2 separate regions of the Mus musculus genome follow, and region 2 is linked to region 1. The links are chromatin loops, found by intact Hi-C in ENCODE. Cell type or tissue: left cerebral cortex. All regions are shown on one strand. Links, peaks and the distances in the headings refer to the core of each region. The heading gives the core; the rest is flanking DNA.

Region 1 (9,667 bases), core at 571-8,570:
CCCCCACTCCTGCTGCTCTGCTTGCTCCCACAGGATCCCCTCTTCTCCTTCTGTGTCATGTGTATTCTCCTGCCCTTTCTCTTCTCACCTCCAACCCAAGAGCTCCTTTTTCCACTCTCATGATCGCTTTCCTAGTTTCAACATGTGTAAAAATCAAAATCTAGAGCATACATCTAGAGAAAACATGGTATTTGCCTTCTGTGTCTGCCATGCTTAACACGGCAGCCTCCAGTTCCACTTGTTTACCTGCAAATGCCATGATTTCAGTTTTATTCAGAGTCCCATAAAATGCCATTGTGTAGACGCACTACATTTTATTTATCCATCCATAGGTTGATGTGAATCTAGTCTGGGTCCACTTCTCACTTGTTTTGAATGAAGGGCTATCAGGTATGTGCGCAGGAGAATAGCAGGTCATCTTGTGGATCTGTTTTTAATTTGTTGAGAAACTCTATACAGAGTTCCACAGTGGCTGGACCAGTTTACAACCACCCACAGTGATGCGGGTTCTTCTTCCTCCACAGCCTGGGCACCATTTGTTGTTCTTAGTTTTCTCGCTATCCTTTTCCTTGCTGTTGTGTATCCTCTCTTCTGATCTCTTTCTCAAATCTATAAAACACATCAGACTTCATCTCTATCTCTTCATGTCCAGCATCACCTACCTGACTCCCAAAATTCACTTCTCTGCCTCTATTCTTTGGTGGTTAACAGCGACCTTCCCTCTTCCTTTATCATCTCTGCTGTCTCTTTTCTCTCATCCCCATGGCTGTGCCATTGGTCTTGCAGCTGGTCGATTTCATCAATTTCCCAGCGATTCTCTCTTCCATCTGTTTTGTTCCTGAGTAACAGAATTTCCACCTTTTCCCACAGTGACTTTCCCAAGAAAGATGGAACATCATCTTCCAAATTACGCCTTTAAAAGCTCTCTGTTGTCTGCAGAATGAGACCCAATTTCTTCATTAAATCTTTATGATTTGTTCCTAGATTATCTTTTTTTTTTTTTTTCTTTTTCCTCCCATCAGCTCTACCGTACTACTAACAGAAACTCAGGTCTCTGGTCATAGTCTCAGTACCTACCCTCCAATTTCTCATGCTCTCAGCACTCCTGTGCTTCTTTCCTTCTCATCTTCCTGAAGTCTGATGGAGGAAACGATGTTTTATTGTCTTCTGTAGACATAAAATAAATGTGGGAGGGAAAAGGATTATAAAACTCGTAGCCTTCAAGACAACTAACTTTGCAGGGCATTTTTGAAGTTTTCCCCTTAGAATGCTCTCCAGTCGCAGTTATTTATCTACCAGCTCAATGTAAAATCTTTGTCAAAAATTAGATGACTCAACTCTAGGATGAGCTAAGCTCTTTGCCTGGTAAATCTTGATGTCTGGGTTACAAGGAATTTGCCTAGGCATAATGTGGCCTCACACCCCTTTTGAGGCTGGAAAACAGGTACTGGGCGAACACCACCCCACCCCCAGAACCTCGGACTGCAAGAAGTGTTGGGAGTCACTACGTCCTGCGTCATCACGTGCTGCGAAGAGGGTGGGGCCCTCCTGGGAACCGTGAGGGGCGGGGCCGAGCAGGTGGGGCGGGGCTGGAGCCCGGGGCGGAGCTGCGCGGGGTCGCGGCTGCGGAGGAGCGGGCTCGCGGCGGGCGGCAGCGTGTGTGTGCGCTCCCTTTGACGCTCGGTGCCCCACGCGTGTCCCGGAGAGGCTCAGCCCGGAGCGACCCGGAGGACGAACTGGTGGACGGACTCGGGGGTGGCTGCCAGGCAGGGTTGTGAGCGACGCCGCGGCACAGCGCGGGAGCCGGGAAGCCCTAGAGCACTGCGGCCCCTCCTGACCCTCGGGACCGGGCGCGGCTAGCGTGCGGGTTTCTCCTCCGCGGCCAGCTCGGGCAGCCCGAGTCTCCTCTGTCGCCCGCACCTGCGCGTCGCGGTCGTCCCGCCCTCGGCGGCGGCTCACCTGGGCGCAGCGCGGGCAGGGCGCCGCCTCCGGGACGCAGGTGGAGCGGGCAGGGCGCGGGCACCATGAGCAGCGGCGCCAACATCACCTATGCCAGCCGCAAGCGGCGCAAGCCGGTGCAGAAAACGTGAGTGACGGCGGGCAGGCGCGCTCCGAGGGTGCGGGAGGTCCCCACGCGTGCCGCCATCCAGGAGCTGAGTCTCAACCAATGCGTTAAAAAAAAAAAAATCCTGCTTTCAGGCACCTGCACCTTTACTGCTCAGCGACCTTCCCTGGCTGGTTCGTTGACAGCTCTGACCTACCTAGTGCCGCTCTAGCTTAGTTAGTTAAGCTTGCCTGGAAATCCTCCACTCTAGATCTCCGCTGCCGTGAGCTTTAGGGGACACGGAGGATAAGTAGACAGCTCACTGAGGTGAGATGTTGGGCAGAGCTAAACACGTGTTGTCTTGAAGGAGGGGACCTGTGCCTTTGAAGGAATGTCTTTCTGTTCTTAGCGCCTAGCTTTCTGTTTTGCTCTCTCATTTACTTCCTAGGCAGCAGTTCTGCAGGGCTCGGTGTAGGCGCAGAATTGATAGCAGGTTGGAGTGTGCAGTGGACAGGTGCCCTGGCAGCTTGGTGGCATTCTTAGCCACTCTTTGGTGCAGTTTTCTTCCTCCTTTTGGAGTGCTTTTGGGTCTGTAAAATTTTAAATCATTAAGAAGAGGAAAAAGAACTAGACTGACTTCTAAGTTATTTCTACTCTCTACCTGTAGTTCATTTCCCCTTGCTTTTTTTTTTTTTTTTTTTTTTTTTTTTTTTTTTTTTTTGCCAATTCTGACAGAGATTACAGGCTTTGGTCTTTATTTCCATGGGCTATTTGTATGAGATGGGAGATTTTTTTTCCCCCCTCAGAAAAGAGATTCATGATTGAGACAGGGTTCCATTTAGGAGTTGTCTGTATTGATGCATTCATTCATAATTACCTTGGAGTTTCCACATCTCACCATTTGTTATTTTTTTAAAAAAATAAATTATTTTAGGAACACTTTCAGGCAATCAGTAGTGTGTGTTTTGCTTGAAACATGACAGCTATCACCAAGTGAACCAAAAAAAGAAAACAAAAACAACAAAAAAACCAACTTAAGATTTATACACTGTTTACAAATAGTTACTAGCTTAGAAGTTGGGTTATTTGTGGATTTTAATTCCCCTTAAGAATTTCAACTGTCCTAGTTCCTCAAATCTTGACTTACAAATTAATATTGAGAGGAGATGTCCATGTGTAAATAGTTTGATCAGAATTTGGAAGTTTTATGGTTGGTACACTTTAAAGGACGCAAATGTCGTTGACTCAGCAGTTTTCTACCCCGGCAGTTCTTTGGACCCTGGCTTTCAGTGCTTTAGTATTTTGTAGGACGGTTTCTTTTTGTTAAAACATGTTTGCTCAATTTGACTTTGTTCCTGGCAGTTACAGTTTCCGAGGCTTTCAAGTGCTTGTTCCCTGTTTTCATTAATAGTAATACTAACTCAGTATGAGATGAAAAATCTCAGGTATTATGTACATGGGCATAAAACTTGGAGCTCCGCTTGAGTGTCTAAGTCTAAGTAACTGATTTTCCTTATGTTATTTAAGGACATAAACTGCTTTCTATACAAAGGTCACCATCTTAAATGTTATTCATTATAACGGCGAGTGCTCTTAGTTTCTAGTTAATATAGAGAGCTTCCTTTTTAACACGACAACACTTCCTTTTAGATTAAGTTACACCTTTTATTATATTGTCTCACTATTTGCATTTGATAATTTCGGACAACTAAACTGTTGTCCCCACGAACTTATATTTTATTTTATTTGGTCCTTGACTTCTGTTTATCAGATCTGTACTGAACACCTTTAATCAACTCTGAGCCTTCAAATGCCTTAAAGGTCACCAGCTTGCTTTGTCGAAGACTTTAGTGCTGGCACTTAGGTCCTTTAGTGAAAGTACTTACGTTGTCCCCCCTGAACAGAAAATAGTGAGCTGTATAATCACATAATCAAAGTTCACCCTTAACAACCAGGTCACCAAGCTTTAGTATGAGTCTTTAAGTTAAACTACTTAGCCTGTGTGCAATGAGGCCCCAAATACCTCAATTTCAGGAAAAAACACAAGTGTTGACTGTGCTTTCTAATTTAATTAACTTGTACCCTTTAAGGTATAGCTGTTTTATACGGAGCATACCCATTGTAATTCTAGTGTCGAAAAATGTCATATTTAAATATACAGTTCCGTGAAAATTTGGAGTAAAGTGGGTGACATGATTTTAACCCGAAGTTCTTTCAGTCTTCAAATGAGGATCTAGATGCAAAATAAGCCCCCTCTAGTGGCCGGTCCCACCATGACAGTTATCTGTAGAAGGAAATCAGTTTGAAATGTGTTCAATTCCATCCAAGGACAGTGTTTTGTATACACTACACTGTGAATAGCTGTTTCCTCCTTCTTCAGTGCAATGAAAGTTAGGAAATTAAGAGATCCTAAGCAGCCTTGCATCTAGCCCATATCCTCATCTTCAAAGGCAGAATGTCAAAGACCAACCTGGGAATAGAATCTTCTGGGATGTGTCTGTTTCCACTTAAATCCTGTTCTTGCTTATTCTCTTTGGAGAGGAAAATGTTGTGTGCAGTTGTTTAGTTATTCAGTCTCATGAAAATGGCTGAGCAAAGCAGAAGATGGAACAATCTACTCTGGTGATTAAAACTTGAAATATATTTTGAAGCTTTATTAAGACAGAAAAGGTCTTACTTACTGCTACTGGTAGTTTAGGATTGCTAGCAAACAGCAGATGCTCAATCAATAAAACCTGCAGCTGTGGTGGTATTCAAGCCAGCCGTAGCAAGGCTCTCATGATCTGCTGCTAAGTACACACCAATATCAATTTTTACCTTGTTAGTATTCAGGAATGCTGAAGTAATATAGAAGCCCTTCACTCTATTAAAACGTTGTGAGCCCCATCTGTATAACAAAACTTTACTAATCATTTTGTTACAGTACACAATACTAAATTTTCCGCAGATCTACAGTATGGGGCCCTTTGCTAGACAGCACCTGACATGAAAGGACTTTGCAGCTACCGTACTATTTTTCATTTTCTCTCAGATAGCAATAGTGAGAGGGCATCTATGCCGAGGCTGTGGATGTGCCTCATGCTCACCCATGGATGTGTCTAACACAAGGGCTCACATCAAACTGAACGAAAGAAGCAACAGATTCAAACTAAAGGGTGAGGCCTAGTTTCTGTTACTGTTGTTTTTCTGTATTAAAATTCTCTTTTTCATACAATATATTTTGACCGTATTCTTTCTCCTCCTTCAACTCCTCCTAGGCCCTCCCTTCTACTCTCCCCACACCATTTCCTGTTCTTTCTCTCTCCCTTTCCTGGTCAAGTTTTTGTTTTGTTTTGTTTTATTTTGTTTTGTTTTTTGTTTTTACTAGCAGGGCAGTCTCCTCCACTGCTGTTCTTACAACTAAACTAGGAAAGCAGAAGGTCAAGTAAACCCGAAGGCTGCTGGAGACCCAGTGGAGGCCTAGTCTTTAACTACTGCTGGTTATGTGTTGCAGGCCTGACAGACAGACACTGCCGGATCTTATTTTCCCCAGCAGAGACCAGTACAGTCTCCTTCCTGTGTTTAGTTAACACCATTACTTAGGAGTGAGCACTACGCAGGTCTTTAACAGTATTCTACTTCTAAACTCTTTAAAAACTGTTTCTTTGGCAGTGTCATATAGCAAAATTTGCTCTTATTCCCCAATATATACTGATAGGATCATTGAACACAGAATTTTCCATACATAGTTTAGTCTCCTTTCTGTAATAGTACTATGGAAATAATGTTATCATTTCTGGCTCAGGCCACTGGGACCTAAGGTTCACATTCAAAGTTGATTCAGGTAATAAGTGGAAAACTGGACTTTGGTTATTGCATCTCTAGTTGTTGGCTCTAAAGCCTTATGTTCTTAACTACAGTGCAGGACTGTCTAGATGAACAGGTTAATCAGAGTGCATGATGGCCCCTGTCCTGGGCATTGCCACTTGTCCACTGCACCTTCTTTAATGACACTGAGGCTGAAACAGTTGACTGCCATTTCAGGACTCAGTCTGTGCCAGCCCATCTCCTGCTTTTGTATTCATGTCTTTTTTCTTAGAGTCCTTCCAGCCCCCATTTCCCTGCACACATCTCCCTGTGAAGCACTTTGAACAACTGCATGTTGTTCTGTTGACTAACTCCAGGATTTTCCTTTCGAGGGCACATTCTGTCACTTCTAGCATTTCTGCAATTTACCTGGTGTTTCAGAGAATCGTCTGGAGGTCTGTAAACTCTTATATAAATGTGTCATTTCCATAGGACAGACCTCTTTAGGTGGAATTTGGGGGGGCAAGGGTTTATATACTTCTAAGGATGAGCCGAATGTTACAGTCAGATATAGTGTCAAATTAGATTATAAATTTTTTTGTGACTTACATTCACATTGTTTGTCAAAGAGACATGTCTGTATCCACGTATTTTACATAAAAATATTACCAAGTGATGGGAATGGTTGAGCTGGTATATTGTGACTGTGTTTGTGTGCAGTAGTCGGATTTTATGCTGCCTGTATTGACTTACGTTGTCTAATACTTTTCAGCTTCTTAGTTTGTTCTTTCTCTTGTTCAGAATTAAATTCCTGTAAACTGTGTACACATTTTAAAAGTCAGTGCCACACAGTACCTGCCACCTTGCCCACAGTGTGCTGGGCATTGTCTTTGGTGCGTCCTGTGAGGAAGTCAACTTTCCATCTCTCCCGGGTTTGCTTCATCTCTTCCTGGCCTCAGAGTTTTAGGTTAAATATGCTTTCAGCCTTTCATTGTTTTTGACTATGTCAATGTCTTTGCTGCCGAGCTAAGTAATATTCTGTGATTGTATTTCCCTGCCACTGAAATATATCGGTAATTTACACCATTTTCCATCTTAATTGTCTTTTTCATGTGGGTACAGTGTCTTAGGTGTGTGAAAGACAGGATTTCTGCCGTTGTGTTTCCCTTTATTTCTGAAGGAGGGGTAGTTGCAGAAAGTATTGTATTTTGTCATCATGAATCCAGAATGTCTTGCTTCTGTTTAACACCCGCGTCTCTAGGAACACTTGCTAAACCACCTACATCACTGAGCAGCGTATTATACTTGCTTGCCTCCCTATAGAATAGGTTTGGTCCTGGTAAGAGAATCAGAACTGCTGCATTTGTTTTTGCAGGGACCAGAGCTTCCTGCATAGTAAGTATTTGAGGTTTACTAAATTACCAGTTGATTATCCTAAAAAAAGAACATGCCTCTGCTTAAGAAATAGGAAGATGAAACATTCACCCTAATCTTTTCAGGATCACCGCAGAATCATTATTTCTAGACCTATTTAATCTTCCTGGCTTTTTAAATACGTGGTTCTTGTGTGAGCACCTGCTGTTTACACATAAATCTCTCCTTGATGAAAGCCAACAGGACAGTAGAGAGTCCATCACAGCCAGAGAGCAGCAACAAGACACTGGCAAGAGTCTGACTCGGTGGGACTTCCAGGTAGACGTCTCAGACTGTTCTGTGATGCTTTTTGTCTCATCTAGGGAGTTAGAACGTCAAGCTGAACTTAGCTTGGCAGTGAGATTCATCTTTATGCCATGTATCACCCTTATTATTTCAAATCAAGCGCGTAGTTTATGATGAGTAGCATTTGAAATTCTCATTCAGAGATCAATGCCCTTGCACCAGAGCTGGGGGAACAAATGGAATTAAGAGTTGGGTGAATTCTCTGTTCTCTTCATCTTGAAATTATTCCCCCACCGTGTGTGTGCGTGTGTGTGTGTGTGTGTGTGTGTGTGTGTAAGTGTGCACATGGATTGTACGTGTATGCAAATGCACTCGGAGGCCAGAGTCAAGTCTTCTTCACTTGCTTCCCCTTTTAAAAAAACAAAACAAAAAAAACCCCAAAAAGTAATGTTTTAATTCTTTGAGAATTTGATACAGTGTATTTTGATCATATTCATTCCTTCTCCAACCCCCTCCAGGTCCTCCCCACCTCCACCCTCCCAACACCCCTCGTCCCTCCCCCTCTCTGTATGTATGTGTATGCTTGTGTATTCAATTTTAATATCTGTTCTTTACATCCCAACCACATTTTCCTCCACCTCCACTCCTCCCAGCCCCTCCCCACACCTCTCTTCCCTAGACCCATTCCTCCATTTCCCTTCCAAGAAAAAAAGAAAAATCAGGCCTCCCATGGATCTCAACCCAGCATGGCATAAGAAATTGCAATAAGGCTAGGCACAAACCCTCATTCATATCAAGTCTGAACAAGACGGCCCAGTAGGAAGAAAAGGATCCCAAGTGCAGACAAAAGAGTCAGAGACACCCCTTACTCCCTTGTTAGGAGTCCCCTGAGAACAGCAAGCTACACAACCATAAAGTATATGCAGAGGTCCTAGCTCAGACCCATATAGGGTCTGTGGTTGTTGTTTCAGCCTCTGAGAGCCCCTGTGAGTCCTTAATTGATTCTGTGGTCAGTGTTCTCATGGTGTCTTTGACCCCTCTGGCTCCTACAATCCTCCCAGTTTTCTTCAGGGTTGCCCTGGCTTCACCTAGTGTTTGGCTCATCTAGCTTTTTTGGCCAAGACTCCTGGGTGTGTGTCTTTCCATTGTAGAAAACTTGATTTTCTTTCTCCCAGCAGCAATCAAGTAACAATAGCATCTCGGGGTAGAGGTAGGATTTCATGTTGTCCTCTCCTCCCTGCTAGGCCTTTGTCTGGCTTGCTCTTTCATAGGACTTGTGCATGTTGTCGCACTCTCTGTGGGTTGATATGTCCTCTGTCCTGTTATGTCTGAAGTCATCCACTGCCTTTGGCTCTCAGGATATGTCTGTCCCTTCTTTCACATAGATCCCTGAGCCATGAGGGGAAGGCACTGTTGTAAACATCCCAACTAGGGTCGAGCACACTCCTTCCTCTCCTTCTTCTTGCTGCACGTTTGCCACTTGTGGGTGTGTCCGTTCTTGGCTATCTCCTACAAAAAGGAGCTTCTGTGGCGAGAGTTGAGCAACGCACTTATCAGTGGGTGGAGCAATAAGTCATTAGGAGTCATTTTATTGCTGTGTCCATTTAAGAGCATAATAGCAATAGGTTTTCCCCTGGGATCCTATCTAGCCACAGGTTCTTGGGCTCGATCTTGTGTCAGGAACAGGCCATCTCATAGAGCAGGTCTGAAATCCAATCCAGAAGAGATTATCAGTGGTTCTGTATTGAGGTCATAAAAGTAACTGTGATAACAGCGTAGTTAATCTTACTTAGTCTGCGTGAGAAGACTAACTCAAATCTTTAAGGGGAATTAAGGAAGTGGAAATTTGAGAATCTGTGCTTACCTGCAATATGTAAATGATTAACTAGGTAAGTCACTCAGCATTACAATTTCAAAAGCCAAATGCATGCTTACTAGTAGTTTTTCTAGGTAAAATTTGCTTTAAAATCGTTTTTTTTTTTAACTTAAAGGCTCTTTCAGTATGAAAATACCTATTTTTTTTTTTTTTTTTGGACAGCTCAGTGGTTTTAGTATATTTTTGCATGAATGCTATGGATTTCTTGGTATTTTTTGGCAGTGTTTGGTATTATCTCATAGTTATTTCATAGTTGTGCTGGTGAGAAAAAGAAAAGTTGGGTAGCAGTATAGTAGAGGGGT
Region 2 (9,667 bases), core at 945-8,944, 200 kb before region 1:
AGGGGATTATCTTTTTTTTTTTTATTTTTTTTTATTTTTTTTTCCATTTTTTATTAGGTATTTAACTCATTTACATTTCCAATGCTATACCAAAAGTCCCCCATATCCACCCACCCCCACTCCCCTGCCCACCCACTCCCCCTTTTTGGCCCTGGTATTCCCCTGTACTGGGGCATATAAAGTTTGCAAGTCCAATGGGCCTCTCTTTCCAGTGATGGCCGACTAGGCCATCTTTTGATATATATGCAGCTAGAGTCAAGAGCTCCGGGGTACTGGTTAGCTCATAATGTTGTTCCACCTATAGGGTTGCAGATCCCTTTAGCTCCTTGGCTACTTTCTCTAGCTCCTCCATTGGGAGCCCTATGATCCATCCATTAGCTGACTGTGAGCATCCACTTCTGTGTTTGCTGGGACCCGGCATAGTCTCACAAGAGACAGCTACATCTGCGTCCTTTCAATAAAATCTTGCTAGTGTATGCAATGGTGTCAGTGTTTGGATGCTGATTATGGGGTGGATCCCTGGCTATGGCAGTCTCTACATGGTCCATCCTTTCATCTCAGCTCCAAACTCCGTCTCTGTAACTCCTTCCATGGGTGTTTTGTTCCCAAATCTAAGGAGGGGCATAGTGTCCACACTTCAGTCTTCATTCTCCTTGAGTTTCATGTGTTTAGCAAATTATATCTTATATCTTGGGTATCCTAGGTTTGGGGCTAATATCCACTTATCAGTGAATACATATTGTGTGAGTTTCTTTGTGAATGTGTTACCTCACTCAGGATGATGCCCTCCAGGTCCATCCATTTGGCTAGGAATTTCATAAATTCATTCTTTTTAATAGCTGAGTAGTACTCCATTGTGTAGATGTACCACATTTTCTGTATCCATTCCTCTGTTGAGGGGCATCTAGGTTCTTTCCAGCTTCTGGCTATTATAAATAAGGCTGCTATGAACATAGTGGAGCATGTGTGGAAGGGGATTATCTTGATTGCATTAATTAAGGTGGGAGGACCTACCCACTATGTGTGGCTCCCTTCCTTAGCCAAGGGATTCCGGATTGCATGAATGGAGGAAGAGTGCTGAATCCTACCATGCATGTGTTAATTAATTGCTTGCTGCCTGCGACTGTGAACATAGTGTGACTACCTGCTTCATGTTCCTGCTATCGTGACTTTGCTGCAACAATGGATTTGTGAGTCCAAGAAGCCCTTTCTCCCTTAAGTTGTTTTATCACATAGTATTTAATCTCAGCAATAGGAAACAGAGTGATGACAGAGATCTGATGCTATCTATTTCACCTCTGGTCAGACTTTGATTTGGGGAGAGTAACAGTTGGTTACGACCTTATGACCTTATGGCGAGCGTCCATGATTTGTGGAACTCTGTTTCCAGGCATAACATGGCTGTTGCAATCTTGAAACCAGAACAACTGTGATTATCTGCATGGGACTCTCATACTCTCTTGTACCTATTAATATCTTCTTTTGGAAGGAAAGGAAGATTTATCAGATATGTACCTGTACCTCCTCTCCCTTAGTTACATGTACCTTGCCTCAGTTGCACAAGGTCTTAGGAAGTGCTAAAGTCATAGGAGTGGTGGGAATTTAGGTGGTTGGTGACTCAGTGGTGTATTCCTTCCAAGATTATGTTTTTTATTATTTATTTATTTATTTATTTATTTATTTATTTATTGCTGCTGCTGCCCAAGCCACACTTGCTTCTATAGGGAACCCCAGTAAACTCATTGGTTCACCAAGCTGGACTTAGATGAATATTTTCTGTAATTTGTATTCTCTATTTGGAGTGAAAAGTACTAAATTCTCAAGGAAAAGCGATCCAACACTAGGAGGGTCTCTCATCCAGGACCAAACTCAGGTGAGCATAGCTATAGTGAATGCTGAATGCTGCCATTGGACCTTGTATTCTATGTGTGCATGGCAGTTGATGTGTGGGTTTGTGTGATGTGAAATTTCTTGTCCTGAGTGTTGGGGGAATGCAGTGCCATGATAGTAAGAAACTTACATCTGGCAGCTGTCAGAAAAACCATGTCCCCTGATATGTATATTACAATCAACAAATATGGACACTACATGAATATTTACATTGAAATTAACATCAGGTCTTTGAAGTGGAGAGAGAAAAAAATTTCTTGTTCATGTGTTCACCACCAAAAGAAACCATTTAATATTAATTAGAATAGATGAAATGACATAATTTAGGAAGTTGGAATAGCTAGTGACTCATAAATTTTTATTAGATATTTTCTTTATTTACATTTCAAATGTTATCCCCTTTCCTGGTTTCCCTTTCCAAAACCCCCTATCCCTTCCCCCCTTACCCTGCTCACCAACCCACCCATTCCCACTTCCTGGCCCTGGAAGTCCCCTATATTGGGACATATAACCATCACAGGATCAAGGGCCTCTCCTCCCACTGATGACTGACTACGTATGCAGCTAGAGTCATGAGTCCCACCGTGTGTTTTCTTTGGTTGGTGGTTTAGTCCCAGGGAGCTCTGGGGGTACTGATTAGTTCATATGGTTGTTCCTCCTATGGGGCTGCCAACCCCTTCAGCTCCTTAGGTCCTTTCTCTAGCTCCTTCATTGGGGACCCTGTGCTCTGTCCAATGGATGGCTATGAGCATACACTTATGTATTTGTCAGGCACTGGCAGAGCCTCTCAGTACACAGTGTTATATCAGGCTCCTGTCAGCAAGCTCTCATTGGTATCCCCTATAGTATCTGGTTTTGGTGGTTGTTTATGGGATGGATCCCTAGGTGGGGCAGTCTCTAGATGTTCCTTCCTTCAGTCTCTGCTTCACACTTTGTCTCTGAAACTCCTTCCATGGATATTTTGTTCCCCCTTCTAAGAAGGATTGACTTATCCACCCTTTGGTCTTCCTTCTGAGCTTCTGGGCTAATATCCACTTATCAGTGAGTGCATATCATGTGTGTTCTTTTGTGATTGGGTTACCTCACTCAGGATGATGCCCTCCAGGTCCATCCATTTGCCTAGGAATTTCATAAATTCATTTTTTAAAATAGCTGAGTAGTACTCCATTGTGTAAATGTACCGCATTTTCTGTATCCATTCCTCTGTTGAGGGGCATCTGGGTTCTTTCCAGCTTCTGGTTATTATAAATAAGGCTGCTATGAACATAGTGGAGCATGTGTCCTTATTACATGTTGGAGCATATTCTGGGTATATGCCCAGGAGTAGTATTGCTGGATGCTCTGTAGTACTATGTCCAATTTTCTGAGGAACTCTTACAGCCCTCTACAGTGGAAAAGGACATTTAGTTATGTTCTGAGCTATGAATATTCATTGGAAATTGTTACCAGTGTAGCTAAAGGCCGTGTCTCCAGGTACACTGTTACAAAGATGCTTGATGGTGAGGAATCCTGCTTTATTCTCTGTTATTCCTGCTATCAAGGCTTACTCCTTACAAAATGGAGTGACATAAAACTCTCAATAACTTCAATTTCCAGGAAGAGTCTCAACGTAAAATCCCTTTGTCTCAACTAAGAGATTTATTTTATTTTATTGGATTAAGATGCATTTTTGCTCTTCCTGATAAGAACATAGCTTATAAACGTTATGCAGTTTTATGTAAAGTGAACCTTACAGCAGTGGCATCAGAGTTTTTTTTTTTTTAATCCACATAAACATGTGGATTCATAGTCTTACATGATGTTGATCACAAGAGATAAGGATACCAAAAGCAGCGTAAAAACAACTGGAACAAAGGATCTGATTAGAAATGACAGTTGTTTGGAAGTTTAATTTTGTAGGACAAAGGCTAGCTTTTGAGTGTTTATTTTAGGGTTGAGGAGTTTACATTATAGAGGTATTCACATCTCCATTCCTTTCATTTGGCCATGACACACTTCCTGGATATTTCAAGCCTCTCTGTTTTGCAAGATGACTTTGCATTCTGAAGAGGTTTCCTGCTTGATTTAATTCCATCAACTGATTACCATGGAAACTCCTGGTGTCGTTTCCTCTTCCTGGAAGGAGACATTGACTCTGTTTCAAATAGAAATTTTGGCACAGAAAATAGAATACGTTTCATAAAGTAAACTGTGTATCCACAGGAATGCCTTTCAGAGTGACCTTCTGGGAGGAGAAGAGTCACACACATATCACCACTGAACTACAAAGATAGTGCTATGGTCAGTTAGCAGCATAGTCCACATCAAAACAAAGCCACACCCAAAAGGTTTAATTTCATTAAGGAAGGACTTGACAACAATCCTTTGTTTTATATTAGCTAAATTAACTATAAACAAAACAACCAATTATATAACATCCCTAACATTTTGCAAGAGTCAATCAATTTAAATTTCTCCATAATACAAAGATCCAATCTACATTTTGCCATAGATTTTATGTTTAAAGGGCATTTTCAAGCTTTTATGCATGTGTTGGACATACTGAGCCATTCTATTGGAACCTGCTCTCTGAGACAAGGATCACACTCAGACTTTCTCTGCTCACCTTCAGCTATTTTGACATAGAATGTAGACAGGAATAGTCAGTTATAGTCATGAGAAAGAGTGGCATTTGTGTTTATTATGCTTACTGAAGCCGTGTGTGTGTGTGTGTGTGTGTGTGTGTGTATGCATGTATTATCATTAAATGTCTAAACAAAGATGACAAGCAGATCCTTATATTTATGCATATTGTATATAGACATGTGGCAATCAGAAGTATTGATAGAAAAAATCAGCAAGCATTGAGAGAAAAACCTATAGATTTAGACAACAGCTTCAATAATATTAATTTATATTTTTACAGGACCTTTCTTTCTGAAAGACTTAGATTTTCGGTTAATGTTTGAAAACCATTGAATTATAGTTAAATATTTACACCTAAGCATATAGTTGAGGTCTATTTTCCTAAGACATAAAAAGGGAGTGGAATAAAATTGTGGCTTCTTGCAAGCTTACTGGCAGAAGATGAATAGGTTCCTTTAGATAACTTGAAATTTCACTATGGGGAACTGTTAGTTATGATTCTTTCATTAAGCAGAGACAATTGGAAAACATTATTGTCTTTTCTCATAGTCAAATGTCTATAAGACCTTAAAAAGCTTTATTAAAAATTCATACACATAGCACTTCCTAAAAGGAGTGTGCTTTCAGCAGATCTAGGAATAGCAATAAAATAATTTCATATATCCTGAATATTGAAGTTAAGATATTTCAAAGTGCTGACAATAATTGTAGGGGATCTGTTTTGATCATTGAAAGGAGAGGGGCATGTGATAACTGCAAGTTCACTGTAGCTGTAGCTGTAGCTGCTTTCTCAAAGCTTGCACAAGCTGTTGGAATATCTCCTGATGACAAAGCACTAAAGAGCTCTGGTCTCTACCACGTGCTGCTTATGGTCAGTGTGCCTGACTCCAGGTGCTGGGTGTAACTAAAGCTTCACAGCAGACGCCTTTCAAGTTCAAACACATGCACTGTGCAAATTGCATTCAGACCTATTTCTGGAATCTTTTTTTGTTTGTTTGTTTGTTTGTTTGTTTGTTTTTACCCCAACTCCCACCATCCTGTAAATGAGAGTTTGAATGCATCGTATTGAATGATGCATGGAAGAGTTCTCTGCCTGCAGCTTTTGGTCATAAGACATTTGGAAAAATGATTATGATCTAAACATTGACTAATATGTTTAGCTGAAGAATCTTAACTTTATGACCCCCTTAACCTAAATTATGATTTTCATATTATTTTTGGACCCTTCAATATACTAATACATTTCTCTCTTACCCTCTGTTCCTCGCCCCCATTCCGGTTTCTTTTAACTCTCCTCTACTCCTTTTCTCATCCCTTGACTCTTCAGTTACCCTGTGAGTTTTGAGGAGGTGGGGAGATTTTCCATGACACATTTTTGTCATTTAAACATAAGCCACTGAAGCACAGATTATTGTCTCTCTCTCCCTATAATATACAAACATGACCATGGCTTAATAACCAGACTCATACCAATGCAGTGAGCCTTGTATTAGTCATAGAGGATTTAGCCAAAATGAGTATACTGTGACATGGCAGTTCTGATTCTGGTTGATGTGAGGGCAGAATAGAGCGTAGTTGTCTCAATAGGTCAAAACCCTTCCATCCATGCTGTATTAATAAGATAGTGAGAAATAAAAAAAAATCCATCAGCTGGAGTTAAAAATCTGTATTCATATAATTTCTACTTTAACACATCAGAGATTAGTGTGTTGTGAAAGACCATCTTTTCTATCCTCTCCCTGGTCTTCTCTGTCCTCTATCATGGCTTCCAATCCTTTACTCTTTTCCTTTCTTTGTTTTTCAAACTTTTCCAGCCATGCATCAAATACCTTAATTGTTAACTTAAATATTGGTAGTGCCACTGTTTTTTCACACTTATGTTGAGAATTTTAGAACACATTGAAGCTGAAATTAGCAATGATGCTTCAAGTTTTTTTTTTTTTAAGAAAACTAAAAATCATTTTGTATTTGCTATACAACATGATTTATTTCTGGATGTAACTAGGAGCCCATGGAGTCAATAGCTACTATGCGATGTAAATTTGCAAGCATTTGGGCACCTGAGCATCCATTCCCAGCCACCTTTGCCATACACATCTGTGTAAGAATTAATTACAGTAGAACGGAAGGGCAGATTAGACCTTACTTACTGTTCCTTTGCTGGTGGTGGGATAATAGATGGGACAAGAATGGAAACAAGATCCTTTGGCCTCCTGTGGTAGAAAAACCCATGAGTCAGAGGCTCTGAGTTTTCTCTTACTAATCCCCTTCCCTTTCTCAGCACTGTGAAACTTTTACTTCATCATGTGACAGCCAACAGCCTAGTCTGTCACAGCAAAATTTTTCTCTGCATCTCAATTCTGACCAATATGGCGATGTATACTGCCCATGGTAACTGGGAGGAATTTAAAGCTGCTCAGGTTAAAACAATCCCAATATTTTTATATTCTCTACCTGACACACTGCTTTAGATGTTCCCCCACACAAATCTATATCTGATAGAGAGCAGAGTGTTGGATCCCCTAGAACTGCACTTAGATATGCTGTCAGTTACCCATGTGGGTGTTAGGAATCCAGCCTGTGTCCTCTAGAAGAACAAGTGCGTTTGACAGCTAAGCCAAATCTCCAGCCATTAGGAACCTCTTCTTAGCTGCGAGCTCTCCTCACAGCACCTGTAAACATTAGCACAAGTCATACATGAACCAAATTTAAACTATTAGTGTTAGATTATTTCAATGTCTTATAAGTTTTCTACATAGTTTTATCTGCCTTATAAGCTAATAGACCTTGAAATTAGTTGGTGGGTGATCTAGAAAAAATAACTTGCATGGATGCAAAATCATCCTTTGCTAAATCATTTCCTCTCTTACAACACAACACAAATATTTCTTAATTTAACTGAATTTACATGAATATTAGTCAGGGTTCTCTCTCTCTCCCTTTCTGTCTCTCTCCACACACACATGTATTTTATTTTATGGATATGAGTACTTGCTTTTATATATACATTGCATCATGCATATTTATAGATACACATATTTACACACACACACACACACACACACACACACACACACACACACACACACAGGGATTTATAACCATGGTTTACAGGCTATGGTCCAGCTGCTCAAACAATGGCTGTTTACCAATGGACGATCTAATAACCCAGTAGTTGTTCCATTCTCAAGGCTGGATGCACAACTGGTCTTCAGTATGAGCCAGAGTCTTGAAAAAGTAGGCTCTATTGCCAGTGAAGGAATAGACTTGCCAGTGATAGCAAGAGCAAGCAAGCAAAGACAGCAAGCTTACTTCTTCCATGTCTCATATATAGGTTGCCGCTAGAAAGGCATGGCCCAAATTAATGGTGGATTTTCTCACCTCAAAAGATCTACACTAAGGGTGGGTCTTCCCATTTCAGATGATCTAAACAAGAAAAATCCCTCAGAAGTATACTTAGCCATTTGGGTTTTAGTTAATTCCAGATGTGCTTAAGTTGACAACCAACAATAGTCGTTACAGCATGACTTTTATTTAACTTTTCTAAAAGAGATGTAACACTGGAACTATGTTATGGAATCTAAGTATAATTATGGATAATAAGCAAGGGGAGAATACAATGAGCTTTCTAATTGTCTATGTTGTAGGAGAGTGAGGCAGGATACCTTTGGACATCCAAAGGGAAGACTTCAATAAATATTGAAGACAATGACTATTCATTCACTGGAATAGTTGATTAAGGACAATGTAATAACATTAAGCTTCAAAGCTGTCAAAGGCATCCAGCCAGCCCTTTAATATGGCTGTGTGGAGGAGGTTAGCGAACAGACAGGTGCAAGTGTTCCTTAGATCTATGCAGTCTGTGGCTTTACTGGGACCAGTGAGTTCTGTCACTACTCTGAAAAACCAAGAGGTTGACTTTTTCTTTATCATTGACGACACTCTGGTAATGGCACCCAACAACACACCCTTTGGATATTGTGACCTCAGTTGGATTTAGTCAAATAAAACACCTTTCCACCCGAGCTCCCGACTATGTGTTTCGGGTACTCATGATCTTGTTTTATGTACAACCCAGTCTTACTTCCCAACACAATGTGCCGTGGCCATGACTGGCAAACATGCTGTGGTTCTAGCCCTAGAAATTTTGCTCAGCTGTGAATGGTAAGTCTTCCCCTACCCTCTCAGGTATACATTCCTTTTGATTTGATTCAGATTGATTGATGGCACATGATTAATACTAGGGAAAAAAGGGAACAGATATTACGATGTAGTGGTCAGTGGGAAAGCTTTGAAATCAAACAACTTTTCACACAGCACCGGGGACGGAATCAAGGTTTGCACTTACTAGGCAGATATTGCAGCACTGAGCTAGACGCTAGCTCCCAAGTTTATATCTGATTTCAATCACTTTCCATTTATCTTGGCTAGGTTAACATATCAGTCTAGTTTTTCCCCAACTAAATGAATATGGTAAATTGGTATAAATATGTTTGTAGATACTTTAAAGTTTGACTGCACTTTATCATTTGTGTTAATAAGGTCACCACTGCTGTGATGAAGCACCATGACCGAAGCACCGTGACCAAAGCAAATCGGTAGAGGAAAGGATTTATTTGGTTTATGCTTCCGGATCATTATTGAAGGAAGTCAGGATAGGAACTCAAACAGGGCTGGAACCTGGGGACAGGAGCTGCTGCAGGAGGATGTTCCTTACTGATTTGCTTCATAAGCAAGGGTTAGCTTGCTCACCCGGCTTTTTTTTTTTTAAATAGAACCCAGGCCCACCAGACCAAGGGTCTGTTCACCCACAATGGGCTAAGACCTCCCTCATCAATCACTAATTTAAAAAATGCCCTTGGGAACACTTCTTTGTTCTGGTGGCAGTGAAAATTTGTACAACCACTTTAGAAGTCAATTGGGTGGTTTCTCACAAAACTGGGAATATTTCTACCTCAAGACTCTCCTGCGTATATACCCAAAAGATGGCATACTGTACCATAGGGGCACTTGCTCAACCATGTTCATAGCAGCTTTATTCATAATGGCTGGAGACGGGAAACAACCTAGATGACCCTCAACTGAAGAATGGACAAAGAAAATATGGTACACCTATACAATAGAATAATATTCAGCTATTAAAAACAAAAAC

What was found. A loop is a pair of places that touch in the nucleus more often than their neighbours do. Peaks named below come from ENCODE experiments on the same cell type or tissue, not always from the same donor. Only the 100,000 strongest peaks of a DNase experiment are listed, where the experiment ranks them.
Region 2: it touches region 1 in a loop (2.8-fold over the local background); 5 of 42 quality-filtered maps call a loop at or near these places.

The regions. Positions count from the first base shown.
Region 1 is chr12:35,526,981-35,536,647 of GRCm38, reverse strand. It overlaps Ahr (aryl-hydrocarbon receptor), which reads left to right and starts at 1,659. Exons shown (of 11, transcript NM_013464.4): 1 at 1,659-2,086. The coding sequence starts at 2,025. In left cerebral cortex, for the core only: CTCF peaks have their summits at 2,018 and 4,304 (motif pointing left); DNase peaks (open chromatin) are centred at 1,519, 2,110, 2,383 and 4,307; H3K4me3 peaks cover 2,178 bases; H3K27ac peaks cover 1,259 bases.
Region 2 is chr12:35,730,902-35,740,568 of GRCm38, reverse strand. The region is part of intron 1 of Gm40388 (a long non-coding RNA gene); the gene reads left to right. Among named protein-coding and RNA genes, the nearest start is that of Gm40388, 11 kb to the left of the region's middle. In left cerebral cortex, for the core only: no CTCF peak of the experiment used is centred there; a DNase peak (open chromatin) is centred at 3,958.